7 separate regions of the Homo sapiens genome follow, and all the other regions are linked to region 3. A link is a contact called in ENCODE Hi-C or POLR2A ChIA-PET data. All regions are on one chromosome and are shown on one strand. The core of a region is the stretch at or near the end of the contact, and the rest is flanking DNA. Distances in the headings are between cores, read along the strand shown. Region 1 holds the start of TAF1D (TATA-box binding protein associated factor, RNA polymerase I subunit D). Region 2 overlaps SMCO4 (single-pass membrane protein with coiled-coil domains 4). Region 3 holds the start of SESN3 (sestrin 3). Region 4 holds the start of MAML2 (mastermind like transcriptional coactivator 2). Region 5 holds the start of PANX1 (pannexin 1). Region 6 overlaps MAML2 (mastermind like transcriptional coactivator 2). Region 7 overlaps MAML2 (mastermind like transcriptional coactivator 2).

Region 1 (3,007 bases), core at 332-2,831, 1.5 Mb after region 3:
TGAGCTGAGATCGGGCCACACTGCACTCCAGCCTGGGCGACAGAGCGAGACTCTGTTTCTAAAAAAAAAAAGAAAAAAGAAAAAATACAAAATGAAATGTGAAATTTCAATGATTCTGCATTAGGAGTTAAATGTTCCTTCCCTTTAATAGCACTTTTCCCCTTCTTTTTGAACAAGGGACGCTGCATTTTCATTTTGCATTGAGCCTCACAAATTACACAGCTAGGCTTGCTGCTGAATACGGCAGTGAGGGACATGCCATACCAGTCCTGGAGCTTCGTCATTGCCCAGACCCTGTGGATCAAATGCAGTGGGCTGCCTAAAGGATCGGACTTTTTATCCCCGGAATTGTCCAAACTATGGAGCAAAGCAGGTAAAGAGACCAGATTACTTTTAAGGCCCGTTCAATCCTAAAATGTGAACTATAAAATAAGACTAGACAGCTTTACTGATTTTTGTGGTTTATCATATGAAAACAGAATTTTGAAAGCGGAAAAATCAAACCAGTTCATTCCTTTTTAAAATTACTTTGGGAGGCCGAGGCGGGAGGATCACCTGAGGTCGGGAGTTTGAGACCAGCCTGACCAACATGGAGAAACCCCCGCCTCTACTAAAAATGCAAAAATTAGCTGGGCATGGTGGCGCACGCCTGTAATCTCAGCTACTGGGGAGACTGAGGCAGGAGAATCGCTTGAACCCGGGAAGCAGATGTTGCGGTGAGCCAAGATCGCACCGTTGCACTCCAGCCTGGGCAACAAGAGCGAAACTCGGTCTCAAAAAAAAAAAAATTACTTTGGGAGAAAAAAACCCCACCAAAACTAAACTAGTTTACACTGTTTAATCTTAACTCAGGAACCGGTCAAGGAACTAATGGTGTGGGGCAGGGGGGATGTAGGAGGAAACTTAGGAAAAACAAATCCTCCACAGGTCTCACTTGTGACATGTTAGCCAACTCCTGGGAGGCAGAAAGGGTGAGCTTACGAAACAGGTGCAAAAGTGGGGAGGAGACCTGGGCGTGCTATGGAATAACACTGGCGTCCAGCACAAAGGTTACACACTTCGAGTCATGGTCAAAGAATGAGCCTTCTCCAATATTTTAACACACAAGGGTTTCTGAAGGCAGAAATAGACAAAGGATTACAAAACACTCAGGCACACATCCCACCCGTCACCCTCGCCACACACCCGGGACCAGATTTAGAAAGCCAGGCGACAGCTCAGCAAACGCGAGACCACCGGAAACGAACCGGGCTGAGAGGCTGTTTCCTCACAGTTCTCATCCACTCACAAGTGACCGCACGTTTTGTTTTTGTTATTTGCCGAAATGTTCTTGGCTATTCCACTCACCTAAACGGTCACGGTAGCAAAACACCCAGAGTCCGGATCTTCGCCTAGGCCAACCCCGCCTCCTCAGAATACGCGAGCTAGAGCTCCGCCCACGTTAGTCAGTCCTCCCTGCGCGGCGAGAAAAATGGCGCCCCCACGTCGCGTCTCCTCCCACCGCTCGCCTTCTTCCCGGAAGCTAAGTTGTATCGCGAGATTTCGGCCTGACTATTACTTGGGCCACGGAAATAGCCAACCCTTTTCTTCCGCACGGTTGGAGGAGGTCGGCTGGTTATCGGGAGTTGGAGGGCTGAGGTCGGGAGGGTGGTGTGTACAGAGCTCTAGGACACCAGGCCAGTCGCGGGTTTTGGGCCGAGGCCTGGGTTACAAGCAGCAAGTGCGCGGTTGGGGCCACTGCGAGGCCGTTTTAGGTAGGTTGCTAAGAGGGCGAGGCCGTCCGGGCCTGGCGGGCGGGGGAGGCGTTGCATATCTGGGGTTTCCCGGGGCCCCTTCGTTGGTCCGGAGGATCGAGACTCCGAAGTCGGTCCGAGAGGGTGAAGGGATCACGGCCGCAGGCCACTCCGCGCCACGCGGCTGGTATGAGTCCCACACAAACGTGGTTGTAGTGTGGACGGGCTTCATTATATCTTGAGATGGAGGTGTTAAATCGTGTTGCGGACAAGTTTAACCTTATTACGTGATTTAAATGATTTAACCTTCGTATGTGAGGTACCCATTACTCGCGCCGGTTTTCTGCAGGTTAGGCGCTGCCGGGTGAGAGGCGCTGGTGGTCACAGCGTTAGCTCCGGGTAAAGCGCCGCTCTCTGCCCACGTGGCCTCTAAGAATTGCAGAATCCCCACGGAGGCATCGACACCCAAGTAGGAGTGTCTTCTAAACACTTCGAAAAAGTGATTATTGAGCTAGCTTTATTTTGATAATCCCTACTTTTAAAAAAAATTAACTACAGGTATACCGTTAAAGCATGGGGGCAAATTTTTGTTGAATTCCGTTTTTGAGCATTCGATATTTAATGACTTTGTAGAATCTTGTACTTAAAAAAACTAGTAAGACCTTGTACCAGGAAAATACCACAGGGGGCATTTAACAAATCTGAGCTCTTGGTGACCTTATCGTTTCATATTTTAAATATTTTGCTAGTTCATCCTAGGATTTATATGTAATGACTCATGTCAGGTCCCAAGAAGCTACAGAATGAGACAAGAGATTGACTAAGGCATGTACAATAATGAAATAAGTAGTTATCTTTAATTTTTGTTGCCATGCCTTTTTTTTTTTTTTTTTTTTTTTTTTTTTTTTTCCTGAGACAGGGTCTTGCTCTGTCGTCCAGGCTGGAGTGCAGTGGTGCAATCTCGGCTAACAGCAACCTCCACCGCGGCTTAAGCGATCCTCCCGAGTGGCTGGGAGCAAAGGCACGGGCCAACACACCTAGCCAGTATTTTAAGAATTTTTTGTAGAGACAAGGGTCTCCTTGTGTTGCTGAGGCTCACTACATACAAGCTCCACCTCCCAGGCTCAGGTATTCCACCTACCCCAGCCTCCTGACCACAGGCGCGCGCCACTATTCTGGCTAATTTCCGTATTTTTTGTAGAGACGGAGTTTCACCACGTTGCCCAGGTTGGTCTTGAGCTCCTGGGCTCAAGCGATCCGCCCGCCTCGACCTC
Region 2 (2,936 bases), core at 16-2,515, 1.7 Mb after region 3:
CCTCACACGTGTGAACTGGTGGGCTCTTCCCCCCACGACCCCTTCAGCCTTGGGCCTGCCTGGTGAACGCCATGCCTGCCATTCAGGTGGTCTTTAACCTGGGTAGATTTAGAAAATGCCAAGGTCAGTGTGCAAGCTATGTGGATTCTTCTGGGCTTCCAGGATTCTTCTGTGTATAAAATCACTATGCTGTGAAAAGAGTTGAGTCAGCTCTCCTGGTCAGCAGGCCACATTTGGCCTTGAAAATGTGGGACAGGGAGGAACATCCAAGAGGACCTTTGGAGACAGTGAGTAGATGGCTGTGTGGTCTTGGTACGTGGGCCCAGGGCCCTCTGCTGCCAGCCTTGTTACTGGCCTACAAAGTGTTCACACATTGTTGTTCTTATTTGTCATAAAAACACTTCAGCCTGCAATCTGAGTATTGGTCATTAAAAAGAAGAAGGAACTCCAGGCGGAGGCTGGCCCTCAGCGGGCCTGGCCTGCTGGTCTGTGGCCTGTGTCGTCGGTTCAGTTTGCCCAGTTACTGGGGGAATCACTACTTCAGATTCCTTGGCCTTGGAGTTAAAGGGAAATATCCTTATTTGGTTGACATTTAATTTCCTTTTTGCCTCCAAAGGAAGGGGCCTGGCCCTTGTGTAATGAGGGCTCGGGGGAAGTGGGCTATATGGGGGCCTGATTTCAGACTCTCTCTGGGCTGTGCGGGGGCCTGATTTCAGACTCTCCTGCCTCCACTTACCAAGATAGTGCCAGAAGCAGCCTGCTTGGGGAGGTTATCTGGGAGGCCGATGTCATTGTGACCCCTCTGGGGAGCATCGCTTTAGAAGATAATTATGTGTAAGTGGAGATGAAAATAGAATTCTCCAGTGCCAGGAGCAGCTGCTCTTCCGTAGTGTTTCAGGAGTTGCCTTTGGGGCCCCTCCTTCCTCCCAAACAAAACACACCCATCCAAAATGAAAGTTGTGAAGATGATTCCTAGCTAGAAAAGTGAGTGTTACAAATGTGTTTTGTGAGTGTGTAATTCCAGAAGTTATTTTTAGGGTGTTCTTTCCTTAGCACATCAAAAGAGCTTCCTTAGAGGAACTGCCTTTTAAATTGCACAGCCTTTCTCTGCCAGAGTGCTACAGGAAGTTTTGACTCAGGTAGTGTTCCTTCAGAATCTGTGGAGGCAGGCTTTGCTTCCTTGTTATAGTTAGAACAGAAAGGCCTTGCCCACGAGTGGGAGCCAGACAGGGCTCCACGTGTTCCCCTCCCATAAGACAGCCTCCTTGTCCTATGCCCAGGGGTGGCTTTTGTCTCTGCTGACATGCCCCCAACATCTAGTAAATACGTACTTGTTGATGGACAGGATGTATTGGATGTGGGCCCTGGCATCTTTGCTGGGCTCTGAGTAGGCGGCATGCTGTGATTTCACTTAGAACCCTGAGAAGTTGGTCTTCTGGTATCCAGATTGGTACTGGAACATTAAGTTCTGATTTCATCACTGCTGCCTTCGATAAGTTACTTGCCTCCCTGGGCCTCAGTTCTCTCATCTTTAATCTAGAGGGTTGGATGAAATGATTGGCATGGGGGTCTCCCTTCACCTCTCCACCCACTCTGGGCAGCCCCTTGCACTGTCTCCCTGGTCACAGTGCGAGCTCCTGGAAGGTAGAGCCGGTTTAGGCACAGGGAACATGAACTTTTTATCCCAGCCAGCCTGATAAATACAGGGCTTCCCCAGAACTCAACATGCTTCAGCCCTGGTGCTCCCTGATGGCCTGTCTGGCCAGACCCCCAGAGTTCTTGCTTTCTGGGCCAACTTGGAGGCAGAGACGAGCAGGTGGTGGAGGATTTGGCTAAATCTCCATTCTGGCTCTGGAGGCGGGTGTCTCCAGTTGCTCAACCTGATCTCCTTGTTCTTTTCTCAAGTTTCACACAACTTTTTATCCTTTCCTTGAACAAAGGCTTTTTATTTCTGGATGATGTTGTGAGAAGTTTTTGTATTTATAAGTAAGGCAGAAAAGAATGGATCATAACTACAAAATTTTATATCAATTACATTCCAAATTTGTTAAGAAATATCTATGTGTAGGAAAAAGACCATAAAGTACTTTATTTTAGTGGTCATCTCTGGATTTTCATATTATAGGAGGGCTTTTTAAGCATTTTTTTTACAATGAGCATGTACTGTCTTTATAACTATTAAAATTATTAATGATAATTAATTATTATTTATTAGGATTTAGTATGTGCCAGACAATGTAAGAACTTGCCATTACAGTATCTTATTTAATTCTCACTGTGAACCTATGACATTCCTATTTTAAAAAAACAAAATATACTGGGTGTGGTGACTTGTACCTATAGGCCCAGCTACTCAGGAGGCTGAGTTGGGAAGATCACCTGAACCCAGGAGTTTGAGGGCTACATAGCAAAACCCATCCTGTTTCTTAAAAGCAAACAAATATTAACCTAATTTTTGTTATTGTGGTGAAATATACGTAAAAATTGCTTTTTTAGGCTGGTTGTGGTGTCTCATGCCTATAATCCCAGCCCTTTGGGAGACTGAGGCAGGAGGATCACTTGAGCCTAGGAGTTGGAGACCAGCCTGGACAATATAGTGAGACCCCATCTCTACAAAAAAATTTTTAAAAAATTAGTTATGCGTGGTGGTGTGTGCCTGTAGTCCCAGCTACTTAAGAGGCTGAGTTGGGAAGGTCGCTTGAGCCCAAGAAGCTGAAGTTGCAGTGAGCTGTGATCATGTCCCTGCACTCCAGCCTGGGTGACAGTGAGACCATGTCTCAAGGAAAAAAATTGCCTTTTCAACTATTTTTAAGTGTATAGTTTTGTGGCCTTAACCACATCCCCTGAGAGATTTTTTTTTGGAACCCCTTATGTGATAAATGAGGACGCTGAGACTTACAGAAACAAAGCTACCTGCCCAAAGTCACAGAGCTAGT
Region 3 (2,847 bases), core at 1-2,500:
TAGGCGATGCAAGTTATCTCTGGGGCCCGGAGGACACGAGTGAGGACCGGGCACCAATCAGGTTCTCGCTCTGCGCCGGCCTTTGTTCTCACTCGGGAGCAGGTTGCGGGCGTCTAGCATCGGGAACCCGCATTCGACTCGGACGCGCATTGCTAGCCCCTTCGGGAGACCTGGCTCCCCTACCCGTCTGTCCCGCCACACTCGGTCAGCCTGCGCTTTCCCCAGTCAAGTCTGCCTTCTCTCCGCAGAACGTGGACGCTAAAACCCTGACTTACCATTTTAAGCTTTAGAAGAGGTAGGTTTGTCCCAATAGTTTTAAACGACAATTTGTTCTCTGAACCTTCCTTTCTGAGCAGGGCGCTGTGCTCTGCATGTATCCGAACAGCTGCCTCAGGAAGGTCTTTTGGGTGAGAAAACAAGCCCCTTTGGCCTTTTAGTGCTGGACAAGTAAATGAACTTACATCTCTAAGATAACTGCTAGAAGGTGCTTCACAAACAAGAGGAAACCGCTAAACCAGAGGTTTTGTGTCTCTCCCCTCAAACTCGATTACTTGCGTAAATATATATATAACTCAGACATTTATCCCCTATCCGCCTCCCAAGCCTCAAGTAACTGAAATCTTTGCAAAACAAGGTTCACAATAAATGATGCGTAAAGTTCTTTGAGATCCCTGGATACAAAGTACTACATAACTGCAGTCTTCTTTACAGCTAAAGTTAGATTTTGGTGGAGAGAAAGCCTAACCACTGCCCTGAAGGAAGGAACATTTAATCCTCCCACTCCCCTCCCCCTTTCTCGAGAGATCAGGAAATATTTAGCTCAATCTTAGACTCTCTAGCGAGCTCTAGCTCCCAACTATTTATCTCATTCTCCTCACCACTTCTGCAGGGACCTAGAGAAGGGGGCGTAGCTTATCTTGGGGGTGGGGCTTGGAGGGCAGTATATTTGCATATGACACACCCTCGTCCTCTTATTGGCAGAGGAGAGCAAACTGTTCCCTGCTACCCTACTACTTAGCTAACCGCCACCTCCCTTCAGTTCCGAGCCTCGGAGATAAACTTAACTTGCCCGGAGATTCAAGGCTTCCTCGGCCCCTGCGATTGGCCGGCGCGACTCCCAGTCGGGCTCTCGTTGCTCATTGGCTGCGGGCTAGCGCCCTGGGGGCGTAGCCGGAGCTGTCCGATTGGCGGGAGGGGCGGTACCGGAGCGTGGAGGTGGTGAAGGTGGTGGGGCGGCGGAGGCGGGGCCGCACTGAGGCGCTGCGGCGGCGGTGGTGGCGGTGGCAGCGGTGGCGGCTGCTCGTCCTAGCCTGGCGGGGGCGGGGGTCTGGAAGATGGGGGCGGGTGGAACAACGGGCCGGTGAGGAGCAGCCGCCGCCGTCTCCGCCGTCGCTGGGGCAGCTGCCGCGGTGGTCGCCTCTGGCAGTGCCGCTAGCTTTCAGGCAGTCGCCTCTCCTCCCGACATCCCGCCTTGAGGAGGCTGAGGCGGAATCGCGGCTGGCGGCGGGGGGACGGACCGGCCCTGCAGTGGCCGCAGTGACAGCCCGGACCCGGCCCTCCGCCCGCTCTCGCCTCGGCGCCCGCAGCCACGATGAACCGGGGCGGCGGCAGCCCGTCGGCCGCCGCCAACTACCTGCTCTGTACCAACTGCCGGAAAGTGCTGCGGAAGGTACGGGTTCGGCCCGGGGTCCTGCCGGCGAGGGTCGCTTCCTGCCGGCCGGGGCTCGGGCGGCTCGTCCCCGGGCGCGCACTGGGGGAGGCTGAGAGGGATCCCCGGGCACCGTCCCTCCGCAGGGACTGAGAAAGGGGGCGTGGGTTGAGGGCAGGAGGGTTTGGACTACTGCGGCTTTTTATTTCCGCCGGGACAGACCCAAGTCTGGAGGGGTTGGGATATTTTTTCTTCCCTTGTTCCTTTTATTTGGTGCCTTTGCTCTCCTTTACGGCTCATTTCCCTACCTTGCTACCCCGGGTCGGCTCCTTGGGCGGAGGGCGGGAGGGATCCGTTCGATCCTCCTCCCTGTGCAGTTTAGCTGTTGATGGAGGTCGGTGTGAAATCAGAGCAGCTGGGTCGGATCCCGAGGAACCTGGCCCCTCTTTGCTGTGGCTAACTCTTGCGAGTGTTGTTTTTGTTTATTCGGTTGCTTCTGCCTTGCGCGCCTTGCTCAACAACCCCCGTTTTCAAATTGTTTGGATGGTAGTCCTGTGTCTGTAGTTCAGTCTCGAAAGGAACCAGTAAAGCATCTTGAACTTTATGCCCATGGGAAATGCAATTCGACCTGGCCAGTTCCTGAGGCTGGGGTTGGGGGAGGAGAAGACTGAGGTGGATGTGGGTTATTCCTCCTTAGCACCCCCCTGCCCCCGTGTTGATCCAGAAAAATGAGGCGCACCATCAGTTTATTGCTGCTTCCTAGAGTGACTGATAGAAAGTTTACTCCAGTATTGTTTAGCTTACTTGGCTTAATCGCCCCGCGGGGAAGGGCGAGAGGGATGGGGAAGGGAATGAAAAAAAGGTCTCTAGACTTTTTGATCAGATTTTAACAGCTGCCCCAAAGTAATATTATAATCAGTTTATTCGTATTCAAACTCTATTTTTACATTTTATTAAGTGGAAACGTTAGGTGAGATGCTTCTGTTTGTTCACTACAAATGAATTAAAATTGCTGAGCTGTGCAAATGCATCGGGACTGAAAGCGGAGATGAATATGGTACCGTTTTTAGTCAACATCTCTAAATACGGTTCACTTTGGGATTGTTCTTTCTACATTTTTTTTTAAAAAAGGAAGAAAGAAAAAAGCACATAAGTAAGCAAGCTCAAATATTTGCGCTCTTTGTCCAAAAACTGTTTTT
Region 4 (2,735 bases), core at 74-2,573, 1.1 Mb before region 3:
ACTCACCCTGTTGCCCAGGTTGGAGCGCAGTGGCGTGATCTTAGCTCACTGCGACCTCCGCCTCCTGGGTTCCAGCAATTATCCTGTCTCAGCCTCCCGAGTAGCTGGGATTACAGGCGTATGACACCATGCTCAGCTAATTTTTGTAGTTTTAGCAGAGACGGGGTTTCACCATATTGGCCAGGCTGGTCTTGAACTCTTGAACTCAGGTAATACACCTGCCTTGGCCTCCCAAAGTGCTGGGATTACAGGCGTGAGCCACTGTGCCTGGCCAGGATTGGATATTTTAAAGGTTGGATCACTTGAAAATGGGGGAACAATGATCTGTGTGAGATCTATTTGGTTTCTATTATTAAACTTCTTGAAACTCAGAGCCAGGTGCAGTAGTGGTGAGTACCTGTAGTTCCAGCTACTCAGGAGGCTCAAGTGGGAGGATCACTTGAGCCCAGGAGTTCAACTCCAGCCTGGGCAACATAACAAGACTCCATTAAAAGAAAAAAAAAAAAAAAACTTTTTGAAACTCAGCTGCTACACATTGACTTTCCTCATTGTATATGTGCACCAGGTAGCTAAGGATACTTCAGGTCTTATATTTGGTTTTTCATAGGCAATCATGCATTCCCAAAAAAAAAGCGTTTTTTTCTAGAACTGGTATCGATAATTGTATCATTCTCATAAAATATTTTATTTATCCCAACTGATTTGCCTGTGATCACCCAGACTCACTTATCCAGAGACACACAAATGGGCAGGCAGGTAGACAAACGCTACACCTGCCTGCCCTTTAGGAGCTAACAATGTGATTACCTCTCCTCTCCACGCGCAACCCCTTCCGCCCTCAACACACACATTCATATCTTCCTTATTCTATTAATGAACATTTCCTCGGTGCTCACACAGCTCGTGCTAGGTTGCTCAGTGGTGTCATTTACAATATACTGAAAAATGAAAATGATATCCTCAGCGGGGCGTAATGTAGGGCTGAAAGGGAAAACACATTCCTGGCCCGGAATTTCTTAAACATTTAGAGCTGGTGAAATGGTTGTGTAGAGGTTGGGGAATTTCCCCAGCCTTCCCCGCTTAACCGAGTCTGATGCTGAGCTGAGCCAGGGCAGCTGAGATGCGCAGGGCTTGGGATTTACCTCTTCAGCCACTGGGAGGCCCTCTGCGTTCCCCTTTCCCCGGTGCCTGGCTGCGATTACTCACTCGCGCAGTGGCACCAGCCTTCCACCAGGGAGCCTCGAACGAGCTCTCCCGCCCTCTCCCCGCCCCCCCACCCCCATCTGCAGCTTGCTGGCTCTCTCTTTCTCCTTCTCTGTCTCACTCTCTCTCTTTCTCTCCCTCTCCTATCGGAGCACAATGAAAGCCTGTGTATCGCCGTGACTCCGGGCGCGAGCCAGTGTCAGCAAAGCGGCTAACAACAGACGAGAAAGAGAAAGGAAAATACAAGCTACTTTTTTTTTCCATCTATAAAGCGGAGCAAATACAGGAGATAGAACCAGATTGCTTATTGCGAGTCCAGACCCTCAGATCCACTGGCCGGGGATGGAATGTACAAAAGTGGACAGAAAAGTGGCTGGACATGACTCGGTGCAATTTGCTGGAAGTTTGTAAGTTTGACCATCGTTTGTAAATTACTCTCGGAAGAGTTTGTCTCTCTTGATACTGTATTAGAATAGAGCCGGGGGTGAGGAATAGAAACGTAAGCGGGAAAGAAAAAAATGTGTTGAAGGATCTCTCTCAGTGGCTAGCGACTTAAGATTGCTTTTCATTTAAGGCTAGGAAACCTTAGAGGGAGTGAGGATTTTACCGGTGATTGGATTAGCTGAAGAAAAAAGCATGGTCCAAAAGTCCAATTACTGACATTGTTAACAGTTGAAAAGCTGTCTCCCTCTTTTGGGAGAAGACAACATCCTACAGTACCCCAAAGAGGAGAAAACACCGGAGCGAAAGGAAAGGGAGGAAAAATTAAAAGCCAAAAGACAGTCTCCCTTGATTTTTGCACATTTTGAACAGTGACTTAAACATCTTCTGAAACAGCACTGTTTTGTTTTGTTTTGGTTTTTTATTTAACCTGAGGAAAAGTCAAGGCTGCTGGTTACATAGACATGGTAGAAATGTGTTTCTCTGCAGAAACATCCCCATAAAGAATTGTCGGAAACAACTAGGTGAGGGGGAGTCCTCTCTATTAATACCTCTCTCAATACCTTTTGCTGTGTGTTTCTGTCTCTTGCTGGACAATCCCTGAATTCTTGATCTAACCCCCAGATCGTGTGTTTACAAAGTACCTAGTGGCTCTTGTCAGCTTGGTGGAGGAAAAAAAATCCACCAACTCTGTCCAACTTCTCCAGAGCTGTCAAATGCAATTAGAGTAAGTTAATCAGGGTTTGTTTCCAACTTATCCTCCCCCCAGTTGGTTTCTATTCTTTCTCCCCACCCTCTTTTTACTAACTCCCCTCCCCCACAACTTCTCCACGGCTCCCCCACAACCTCTGAAGACCTCTATTCATGTGGCCCTGAACACTGAGCTCACATTGTCAAAAACAGACTTGCCTGCAATAGCCAGCAGTAGCCTCTTTCCACCTCACCATCCCAGAGGCAGCAATCATTGTGTCCGGTAAGATGGGGGACACAGCGCCCCCGCAGGCCCCCGCAGGAGGGCTAGGGGGGGCCTCTGGGGCGGGGCTCCTTGGAGGGGGCTCAGTCACCCCGAGAGTGCACAGTGCTATCGTGGA
Region 5 (3,008 bases), core at 256-2,755, 1.1 Mb after region 3:
GGTCTTACTCCTTCTTGTCCAAATCCCACCCACCCTCTGACAAAAGTTTTCCCAAAGTCCAGCCGCACTGGGTCCTCTCTCTTCCCCTGCCACAGAACTGTATTTAACCCTCCTGCGCTACCTTCCTGTTGGTTCATAAACACTCTCTCCTGTGTGGAGAGTCAGAACAGCTGATGAGGAAGGTAAGGCACGTAGCCACGTGATCCTGCCCAAACCACCAGACTTTCCAATCTCACACAACTGTTATGAAGCTCAAATGATAATTTACAGGAAGGGGACTTGTTCATCTCACATTTGTAAGACCGTCCAAGTTGAGGATCCCTCTAATGCCTGCCAAGTGCAGATATTTCCTATCATTCACAACCCTAGAGAGCTAAGATCTCAGCAAATACCAATTATATGTAAGACACTGAAAGAACACACTTCTCATGGAGCACCGGTCTTCACATCCTCCATGTAGCCACTCAGGAACTTCTCTGGTGTAAAATTTTAGGCGGCTGGACAAATATGTAGGAGACAGGGGTGAAAAACGGGGACACAGCTATTCTTGGCAAATCTGGTGGCAAGGTGCCAGTTCTAAGGGTGGAACATAAACTATAAGCCACAGTCCGATCAGAGGGGCATGAGGAACAAAAGAACTGAGGAGTAGGGATGCGAGCAGAGTAGACCAGGGTACCAATGAAACACCTGGGCAAAGAACGCTTTGGACCATAAAACTGGGGCCACTGCCCTTCCTGACGCTCACGACCATCACAGCTGGGCGTACCCAGACTCGGGCCTGTGAGCCGTAAAATCGCAGCTCACCGGGCCAGACCGGGGCGGCCACTCCCCTCCGTCCTGGGCGAGGCTTACCAATCGAGATCTCCTGCGCGAAGGCCAGCGAGATGAGCAGCAGGGGCAGCCCCACCGCAATGCACGTGACCATCTTGTCCACAGCCAGCTCCAGTCGCAGCCCCTTGAACTTGGGCTCCGTGGGCTCCTTCAGCAAGAAATCCGAGAACACGTACTCCGTGGCCAGTTGAGCGATGGCCATGGCTGCGGCGCGCCAGGCTCGACCAGGAGGTCCGGGTACAGCCGGCGTCGGGAAAGCTGCGCGGCGCCTTCACCCAGTCACCGGCCGGGCGCGCGGCTTTCGCTTTCCCTTTGCCTGCTCCCGCATCCCGCCTGCCTTTGTGTCTCGGTGCCTCAGGCTCCCAGCGACTCCGCTGGGCTCTCGCGCTCGCTGCCTCCGCCGCCGGCGGGGCGGGGCGGGGCGGGAACCCGAGAGCTCCGCTTCCTGCGGTTCCACCCCGCACGCCCGTGCAAGTCCCCGGGCCGCGCGCGGCACTCGGATTCGCGCCTCTCCCGCGCACCCCCAGGCGCGGGAACCACGCGCGGAACAAAGCGCTTCCCTCTGGCCCTGCCCCTCCGCGCCGCCCTGGCTGCCGAAGCGGCCGCCGGGATAGCCCTGCGCTCACAGCCAGCTGCGCCGCGCTCTTCCGGAACCATGCGGGGAAACCAAGTACCCAGGGGCGTGGAGCTTCCGGAAGACGCGGTGACGCGGGGCGGGGTGGGCGCGGCTGCATTCCGCGCCCCTCGGGCCACTCTCTGACAAAGGGATTTTCCCACTGAGCGGCACCTTTGGAAATTCTCCCGTCCCTCCCTGCCGGATTCTCCTCACGTCCTGGCACCCGGGAGTTTTAAAATCATTTCTGCAAGCGACTCTTTCTGTGGATGGGATGGCCCCCTTTACGCCCCACCCCCAACATTTCCAACACGGTGAAATCGGGTTAGAAGGAGCTGCAAAAGCTTCAAAGAACAGTCAGTGCCATAAAAGGCCAATCGAGCGGTGTAGACCGACGGTGCCTTGCAGAGGGAGCGCTGGACCCTTCCAGGAGCTCCGCGTGAGAGGGTGGCGCGGAAACGGTAGTGAGTGTGGAGTTTCGAGGCCTGAGTAGCGCTGCTGGTCCCGTTTCTCTTTCCTCTGCCATCCCAATCAGAGCCTTGTTCCGGGAGCCAGCAGAGAGAGGGGGGCCTGCAGGTAGGTGGGTGTTGGGGCTGCAGAGAGCTGCTTCTGAACAGCTCATAGGAAGTGGATGATGGAAAGACAGGAGGAAATACTCTGACCAGTGTCCACGGAAATTAAGGCTGTTGAAGTAGAAATAATTTGATTTATTGGAAGCTAAATGTGAGGATCCACCCAAGAAGACTTACCAGCAAAGTTGGGCATGTTTCAAAATTTGTTACACGTTGGAAGGGTTTTAGAAGAAAGTTTAGGAAAAGGGAGGAGGACCCCTTATATCAGAGGTGGGATTTTTTTCATCGGAGGGTATGGTACACAGGTTACAGTCACTGGCTGCAGATGACAACATACAGGCTAAAATGTTTTGTGCACAAGAAAATCAAAGTTTATATGATTCAGAAACAAGTCAGTGTTCTTTTCAATGTCAGTATTTTACATACTAATCAGTACATCAGCAGTTTGAGGAACTGACAAAAGGATTTGAAGGACTCACAGTAAGATTTTTTACTCAGGGACAGGATCTAAGCCATGAATCATAAGACCTTTCTTAGATGGCTTAGTTTGGAAGCCCTGTCAAATGTGACATGTAGGTTATCACCAGTAACATTTGAAGCAGGCAGGACCTGCAAACATGAGGGCTCCTTGGGGCAGGGCTTGGCTCCCTTCTCTGTGGGTCCACAGATACAAGCCTCAACTCCCACATGTACCTCTCCACCCCAGCCTGGCCGCTAAACACACATCCAAGAGCGTATACAGCTCTCTCCGCGTAGATGGCTCATAGGGCTTCAAACTCATAACGGCCAGGACTTCAGTCTTCATCTTCCCCTTAAACCTGAACTCCATCTTCCCCATCTTACTAAATGTACCACCAGCCACCTGTGCACCCAAGTCGGAATCCTGGAGCACCATCTTCAACACTCCATTTCTCACAGCTGCCATAACCAATTTTCAAATTCTCTTGCTTCTCTCTCCTAAATATAGCAAATCTGACACCCCTCCACCTGCA
Region 6 (2,700 bases), core at 58-2,557, 1.0 Mb before region 3:
GAAATGAAATAATGCATGTAAAGAACTTTGTGTTATAATTGGCACATAGTGCTCAGAAATGTTAGCTATTATTAATATAATAAAACAATAATCGATATATATGGCTATAACCATATAAACCATTTTTAATTTAAGGATGAATAATTACAACGTGTAGATATCATGAATGCATTGATTGTAATACACTTCAGAATACCAGTAATTTTCTAATCATTAGAGTTTAAGCTCTTCTATCCATATATTAGAAGTGTAACAACCACAAGCTTCCTTATCTACTTATAGAATTGCAAGCATAGCTTACATATGAAAACGTTCTTACACGTCATAATAGGGCAGCCAGTTGTATTAAGCACCTTGTCTTATTAAGATACCATTGTTGTGTGCAGTCAAATGTTTGTAGTTTCTTGGTAAGTGCCCTTAAGGCAGATGTCTTACCCTCCAGGGAGACACTGAGGCTCTCAAAAGGGGTAATAATATTTCAAAACATCTGGAACACGGTTTGAGCCATTAGGCCGCACAGCCCCAAGTTTTTATTAATTTGTACTCCAGACTTCACTAGAGGAAAAAGCAGCACGATTTTTAGGCGAAGGAATAAGCCACTTGAGGTCCGCCTCTGAATCAGTTTCACAAAGAAAAGTCCATCAGTGCAGAGGAAGGCCAGCGGACCTGAGTACCTATGTCGTGGTTAAAGAAGGATGACTGGGCCGGGCGCGGTGGCTCACGCCAGTAATCCCAGCACTTTGGGAGGCCAAGATGGGCGGATCACGACAAACCATCCTGACTAACACGGTGAAACCCTTTCTCTACTAAAAATACAAAAAATTAGCCAGGCGTGGTGGCGTGCGCCTGTAGTCCCAGCTACTCGGAAGGCTGAGGCAGGAGAATGGCATGAACCTGGGAGGCGGAGCTTGCAGTGAGACAACATCGCGCCACTGCACTCCAGCCTGGGCGACAAAGCGAGACTCCGTCTCAAAAAAAAAAAAAAAAGAAAAAGAAGGATGACTGTTCAGAAGGCACTTTCAGCTTTTCTCATAGTTTTAACATGTGGGTCTTCCTTCTTGGAGGTATGGGAAAAACAGTCTAAGCCTGATGAGAAAAGGCTGTGGATTTCTCAGGTGATGGCTCTCGCGAGGTCTGAGCCGCGCGGCTGGGGTCTGGCTCCGCGCGTGCCTGGACACGCACAGATTGTTTTGAACTTGAGCAACGCCTCCTGCTAGCTTTCCACCCGATTTCTGTCTGTTCAGAGCTGGCCTCCTCTAGCAGGAAGTGCCTGCCGTTTAAGGAGTGCAGGCAATTCCCGACAGCCAACCCCGCCTCCCCCGCCTCCTTGCTCTGCTTCCTTCTCATTGGTCTGGAGGCCGGCCGGGCCTTATCCTCGCATTTTTAAAATGTCTTCTTTTGTCAGCTTGAGGTTTTCCAGAATTTAAAAGCGGAAAGGAAGAGAGAAGGACAAGGAAGCTATAAAAGACACATTAAATAAACTCTACTGGGAACAAGTGTGTGTGTGTGTAAGAGAGAATGTAACTTTTGCAAGGGAAGTTGGTAGATTGCTTATTATTTTAACAAAGAGGGGGTGTGTGTGTATGTGTATGTGTGTGTGTGTGTGTCCCTGAACTGGAGAAGCAGATGTTTAAAGGAGGCAGCAGGAAGCAGTTCTGACAAATGAAAGGATTTTTGATTGAATTCATGAGCTAAAGTTTCCTGCCAGTAATGCATTCAACCCTAGGCTACATAAAAGAAAAACCTATATAATTGAGGTTTAATTGCTTAACTTTTAAACATGCAACCAGAACAGGCAAGTGTAGCTTCCACAGGTAAACCTAAGTGATGCTGTAAGCTGATTTGGGGTTATTATTTATTGGCACTTCATAAAATTATGATCCTTTCCCCTTTATCATGCTCCTGCTTTTTCAGTGCTTGAGTGCCAGAGTCTATCCCTTATTGTCTGTGTAAGTTAAAATCCTTGGTGCACACTTTTTTTTTCTCTTTAAGCTGTTTCGTGAGCAGGTGCAGATGGCTTTCATGAACTGAGCCAAATGAAATGCTCTGTTTCAGCCTGCAGAAACTAAAGTTTTTAAAAACGGAACAACTGTTTTGTGCTGTACCTATAATTCAACTGGAAAATGTTTTCCCCCTTTTATGATGAAAACTGCCATCTCTGTTTCTCTTACTGAATCTGGTTTATTTACAGCCTTAAGGAAATCTTGTCACTAAAATCCACCCTCACCACTCCTCCAGTATTTTTCAGTCTGATGATTTCACAACCAGAGCCATTGCAAAATAAGAGTACATGGGCATTTTTTTAAAATCCCTAGTGATTTTTATGAAGTTTTTTCCTGTCTTGTTTCTCATTGTATAATTAAGTAAACAGTTTCAGGAATACTCAAAACATTGAGAGTGCTCTACCTTTTCATAAATATAATATGAAATAAATCACTTTATTCATCAAGGGTTTTAATTTTAAACCAAGCAACAGAAAGAGGGGCATCCACTTGGTTTGGTGCTTGCATTGTTGAATCCTCTTGAGAAACAAAGTAAAAAAGTGAATTAACTTCCTTGGATCATAGAAAGCTCTAGTGGCCATGGTTGTGATGAACCTTAGCTTTCTGCTCCAATCACACTTGCATGGGCTCTCATGCAAAGATATATAACAAGTAACCATAACCCAAAGCTGTAATTTTGCTAATTTGCTGAACCCTG
Region 7 (2,806 bases), core at 50-2,549, 1.0 Mb before region 3:
AGTCATTTCCATGGTATATGAATGAAGTGGATTATGATGCCAACATTATATTGTTTCATAACTTTCTGAGTATGTTTCTCAGTTTTAGAGATTTATTCTAATCCAAATATGCATTTATTCGAGCAATTTAGTGTTTGCTTGATGTATATACTGTATTAATCTCTTCTCTTGCTGCCAATAAAGACATACTTAAGACTGGGTAATTTATAAAGGAAAGAGTTTTAATTGACTCACAGTTCTGCATAGTGAGGGAGGCCTTACAGTTATGGCAGAAGGCAAATGAGGAGCAAAGTCACATCTTACATGGCGGCAGACAACAGATCGTGTGCAGGGGAACTCCCCTTTATAAAACCATCAGATCTCGTGAGACTTATTAACTATCACGAGAACAGCATGGGAAAGACTCACCCCTATGATTCAATTACCTCCCACTGGGTCCCTCCCATGACAGATAGGAATTAGGGGAACTACAATTCAAGATGCAATTTGGGTGGGGACACAGCCAAACCATATCATATACCAATTTTCCTTGTAAGTAGGGTTTTTGATTTTTCAAATGTTTGTTCCTTGGAAGCCACATAGGTAGGAAAAATATTTACTTACTTTTTTGCTTTGAGACAGGGTCTCCCTCTCTCACCAGGCTGGAGTGGTGTGATCATAACTCACTGTAACCTCAAACTCCTGGGCTCAAGCCATCCTCTCACTTCAGCCTCTGGAGTAGCTAGGACTACAGGAGTACACCACCATACCTGGCTAATTTTGAAATTTTTATTTTATTTTTTGTCAAGACCAGGGTCTTGCTATGTTGCCCAGGCTGCTCTCGAACTCCTGGACTCAAGTGACTCTCCCTCCTCAGCCTTCCAAAGTGCTGGGATTACAGGTATGAGTCAGTGCACCCAGCCTACTTTTTAAGATGTATGCTTAAAGATGCTATGGTAGAAAGGGAAATACAAAGTTAAATAAAGATATCCAAATACCATTATAGCATCAAACTTCATAATAAAATGAAATCATAGAGAGCAGAGATGGCATCCTTCTGGTTCTGAATGTATGTACCTGTCAACAAAAGAAAGCCATCTCCATGTTTCCAGAGTCATGATGAAATCACATTTCAAATTGTTTCAACAGGTGCCTTATGTCAAATGCCTCTTCCTATAAAAGAAACTGCTGAGTTGTTCTAAACAGTGCATGAAAATAGCAAGTGGGCTGAGTGAGCAATCACAGTGAGGTCCTGAGAGGTGTAAAAAACCCCAGATTCAGATTCAGCTTCCTCCAGAGAGTGGGGTTACCTCCCACCATGCTTGAGGGACAGCCCTCCCATAATTAGACTCTACTCACAGTCTCAGCCTGAAGTGTGACTAGCTGAAACTAGTGACTGGAGGAATTGAGCCCCTGTAGGGAGGTCAGAACAGGTAGCACTTTCCTTCTCTTGCTCCCTGCCAATGGTTACCCCTACATAGAATTTTTATTCCTACCTCTGGGCAGCACCAGCCCGTTAATAATGAACCTAGAATGTGAAGTGAAAATCAGCACCATGTGCGGTAAGCATTAGGTAATTACATTTCACTTGTTTAATTAAGTTTCACTTTCTGGTTGCCTTGAGGGAACTGTAGGAAAGGATTTTGATTTTGTTTTTGTTTTTGTTTTTCCTGATGCTTTTTTTCTTTTTTCCCCTAGCTAGAAGCTGAATAATTCCACACAGTGTTGAAATGGATATGCTGTGTTTGTGTTGGCCGAATTAAGCATCTATAATCATGTATTTCCTCTCTTTTGTCTATTTGTGTCACAGTCTTAATATGTGGGATAGAAATTTTGTTTAGTGGAGACATAATTTTTTGATTGTCTTAGGGCTTATTTAAACCAGCTCATCTCCATTATAATGTGTTTCTGTACTTTACTCATCAGCTTGGCACTGACTCCACTATTGTTTTCTTCAAATACTGTGTATTTTCCCTGAAAGTCCAAGTAGCTGACAATTTTGCTACCTCTGCAAGGAAATCTGCTTTATTTTCTCCTAGGTTTTACACATATATAAAACTATACATTAGGGACATACTGTTCCTCAGCAGGCTACATGGCCTTTCATTCACTCTCTTAAAAATATCTGTGGACCTATTATGTGAAATAATGTATGATTTGCTCAATGGGAGATTTACTTCTCAATAACGTTATGTTTTATTAAGCCTCACGTATTTCTAAATTTATATACCTTGAATAATAATTCCATCACAGAAGGGGCTCATTATTAACCACATTTCCATGTGTGATATTCACCGAGGCATGTCCCTGGAAACATACCTAACCACATAAGAGTAAAAGCCTGTCATAGCACAGGAAGCCTAGAATAAGTACATCCTACCATTTAAGCACCTAGGTCTTAATATGTCAGTTCATAATTAGATTCTACCTTTGTGGTCAGTATTTGAAATTGAGATATAGTTAATCAGTTAGAGAGGTAGTCAATTTCACTTTGTCAGTGAAGCTCAGAATCGCACCAATATGTTGTTTTTCTTTTTTTTTTTTTGAGACGGAGTCTCACTCTGTTGCCCAGGGTGGAGTGCAGTGGTGCCATCTCGGCTCACTGCAAGCTCCGCCTCCTGGGTTCATGTCATTCTCCTGCCTCAGCCTCCCGAGTAGCTGGGACTACAGGTGCCCACCACCACGCCCAGCTAATTTTTTTGTATTTTTAGTAGAGATGGGGTTTTACCGTGTTAGCCAGGATGGTCTCAATCTCCTGACCTCGTGATCTGTCCACCTCGACCTCCCGAAGTGCTGGGATTACAGGTGTGAGCCACCACGCCTGGCC

The links. Hi-C counts contacts between places; a loop is a spot of excess contacts on that map. ChIA-PET counts read pairs that join two places held with the same protein, here RNA polymerase II (POLR2A). Pooled maps may share reads with other maps.
Region 1: a pooled map shows a loop between it and region 3 (27-fold over the local background). The contact joins the promoter of TAF1D here to the promoter of SESN3 in region 3. A Hi-C loop is called at or near these places in 14 of 50 pooled maps. POLR2A ChIA-PET finds 5 or more read pairs at or near these places in 2 of 52 experiments (CD4-positive, alpha-beta T cell and OCI-LY7).
Region 2: a loop to region 3 is called in a map with no recorded cell type, with 7 times the contacts of the local background. The contact joins the enhancer-like site here to the promoter of SESN3 in region 3. A Hi-C loop is called at or near these places in 5 of 37 single-sample maps with no recorded cell type and 3 of 50 pooled maps. POLR2A ChIA-PET finds 5 or more read pairs at or near these places in 1 of 52 experiments (activated CD4-positive, alpha-beta T cell).
Region 4: a map of naive thymus-derived CD4-positive, alpha-beta T cell shows a loop between it and region 3 (7-fold over the local background). The contact joins the promoter of MAML2 here to the promoter of SESN3 in region 3. A Hi-C loop is called at or near these places in 2 of 168 maps with a recorded cell type or tissue (colonic mucosa and naive thymus-derived CD4-positive, alpha-beta T cell) and 10 of 50 pooled maps. POLR2A ChIA-PET finds 5 or more read pairs at or near these places in 2 of 52 experiments (GM10248 and activated naive CD4-positive, alpha-beta T cell).
Region 5: a pooled map shows a loop between it and region 3 (8-fold over the local background). The contact joins the promoter of PANX1 here to the promoter of SESN3 in region 3. A Hi-C loop is called at or near these places in 3 of 37 single-sample maps with no recorded cell type and 10 of 50 pooled maps. POLR2A ChIA-PET finds 5 or more read pairs at or near these places in 3 of 52 experiments (A673, Caco-2 and OCI-LY7).
Region 6: a pooled map shows a loop between it and region 3 (5-fold over the local background). The contact joins the enhancer-like site here to the promoter of SESN3 in region 3. A Hi-C loop is called at or near these places in 1 of 37 single-sample maps with no recorded cell type and 9 of 50 pooled maps. POLR2A ChIA-PET finds 5 or more read pairs at or near these places in 2 of 52 experiments (A673 and GM12878).
Region 7: a loop to region 3 is called in a pooled map, with 5 times the contacts of the local background. The contact joins the enhancer-like site here to the promoter of SESN3 in region 3. A Hi-C loop is called at or near these places in 2 of 37 single-sample maps with no recorded cell type and 7 of 50 pooled maps. POLR2A ChIA-PET finds 5 or more read pairs at or near these places in 1 of 52 experiments (naive thymus-derived CD4-positive, alpha-beta T cell).

What each region holds. Positions count from the first base shown.
Region 1 is chr11:93,740,069-93,743,075 of GRCh38, reverse strand. TAF1D (TATA-box binding protein associated factor, RNA polymerase I subunit D) reads left to right here and starts at 1,581. Exons shown (of 6, transcript NM_024116.4): 1 at 1,581-1,754. C11orf54 (chromosome 11 open reading frame 54) reads right to left here and starts at 1,404. Exons shown (of 9, transcript NM_001286069.2): 1 at 1,348-1,404. RefSeq lists enhancers at 1-191, 712-831, 598-1,283, 1,412-1,921.
Region 2 is chr11:93,527,320-93,530,255 of GRCh38, reverse strand. The region is part of intron 1 of SMCO4 (single-pass membrane protein with coiled-coil domains 4); the gene reads left to right. Among named protein-coding and RNA genes, the nearest start is that of SMCO4, 15 kb to the left of the region's middle. RefSeq lists an enhancer at 2,879-2,928. Within about 2 kb of position 1,265, at least 21 of the 41 ENCODE cell types and tissues checked have a DNase peak (open chromatin) inside an H3K27ac peak, as active enhancers do.
Region 3 is chr11:95,229,605-95,232,451 of GRCh38, reverse strand. It overlaps SESN3 (sestrin 3), which reads left to right and starts at 1,250. Exons shown (of 10, transcript NM_144665.4): 1 at 1,250-1,669. The coding sequence starts at 1,592. LOC100129203 (a long non-coding RNA gene) reads right to left here and starts at 2,266. Exons shown (of 6, transcript NR_110295.2): 1 at 1,957-2,266; 2 at 879-1,327; 3 at 276-400. RefSeq lists enhancers at 1-231, 232-871 and silencers at 1,227-1,376, 1,387-1,696.
Region 4 is chr11:96,341,783-96,344,517 of GRCh38, reverse strand. MAML2 (mastermind like transcriptional coactivator 2) reads left to right here and starts at 1,323. Exons shown (of 5, transcript NM_032427.4): 1 at 1,323-2,735. The coding sequence starts at 2,623. RefSeq lists silencers at 1,140-1,329, 2,447-2,706.
Region 5 is chr11:94,127,338-94,130,345 of GRCh38, reverse strand. PANX1 (pannexin 1) reads right to left here and starts at 1,505. Exons shown (of 5, transcript NM_015368.4): 1 at 853-1,505. The coding sequence starts at 1,033. RefSeq lists enhancers at 933-1,192, 1,513-1,572 and a silencer at 1,213-1,282.
Region 6 is chr11:96,241,943-96,244,642 of GRCh38, reverse strand. The region is part of intron 1 of MAML2 (mastermind like transcriptional coactivator 2); the gene reads left to right. Among named protein-coding and RNA genes, the nearest start is that of MIR1260B, 98 kb to the left of the region's middle. RefSeq lists an enhancer at 947-1,096. Within about 2 kb of position 1,307, at least 38 of the 41 ENCODE cell types and tissues checked have a DNase peak (open chromatin) inside an H3K27ac peak, as active enhancers do; they include A673 and GM12878, where a contact is called at or near this core.
Region 7 is chr11:96,266,289-96,269,094 of GRCh38, reverse strand. All of the region lies in intron 1 of MAML2 (mastermind like transcriptional coactivator 2), which reads left to right. Among named protein-coding and RNA genes, the nearest start is that of MIR1260B, 74 kb to the left of the region's middle. Within about 2 kb of position 1,299, at least 7 of the 41 ENCODE cell types and tissues checked have a DNase peak (open chromatin) inside an H3K27ac peak, as active enhancers do.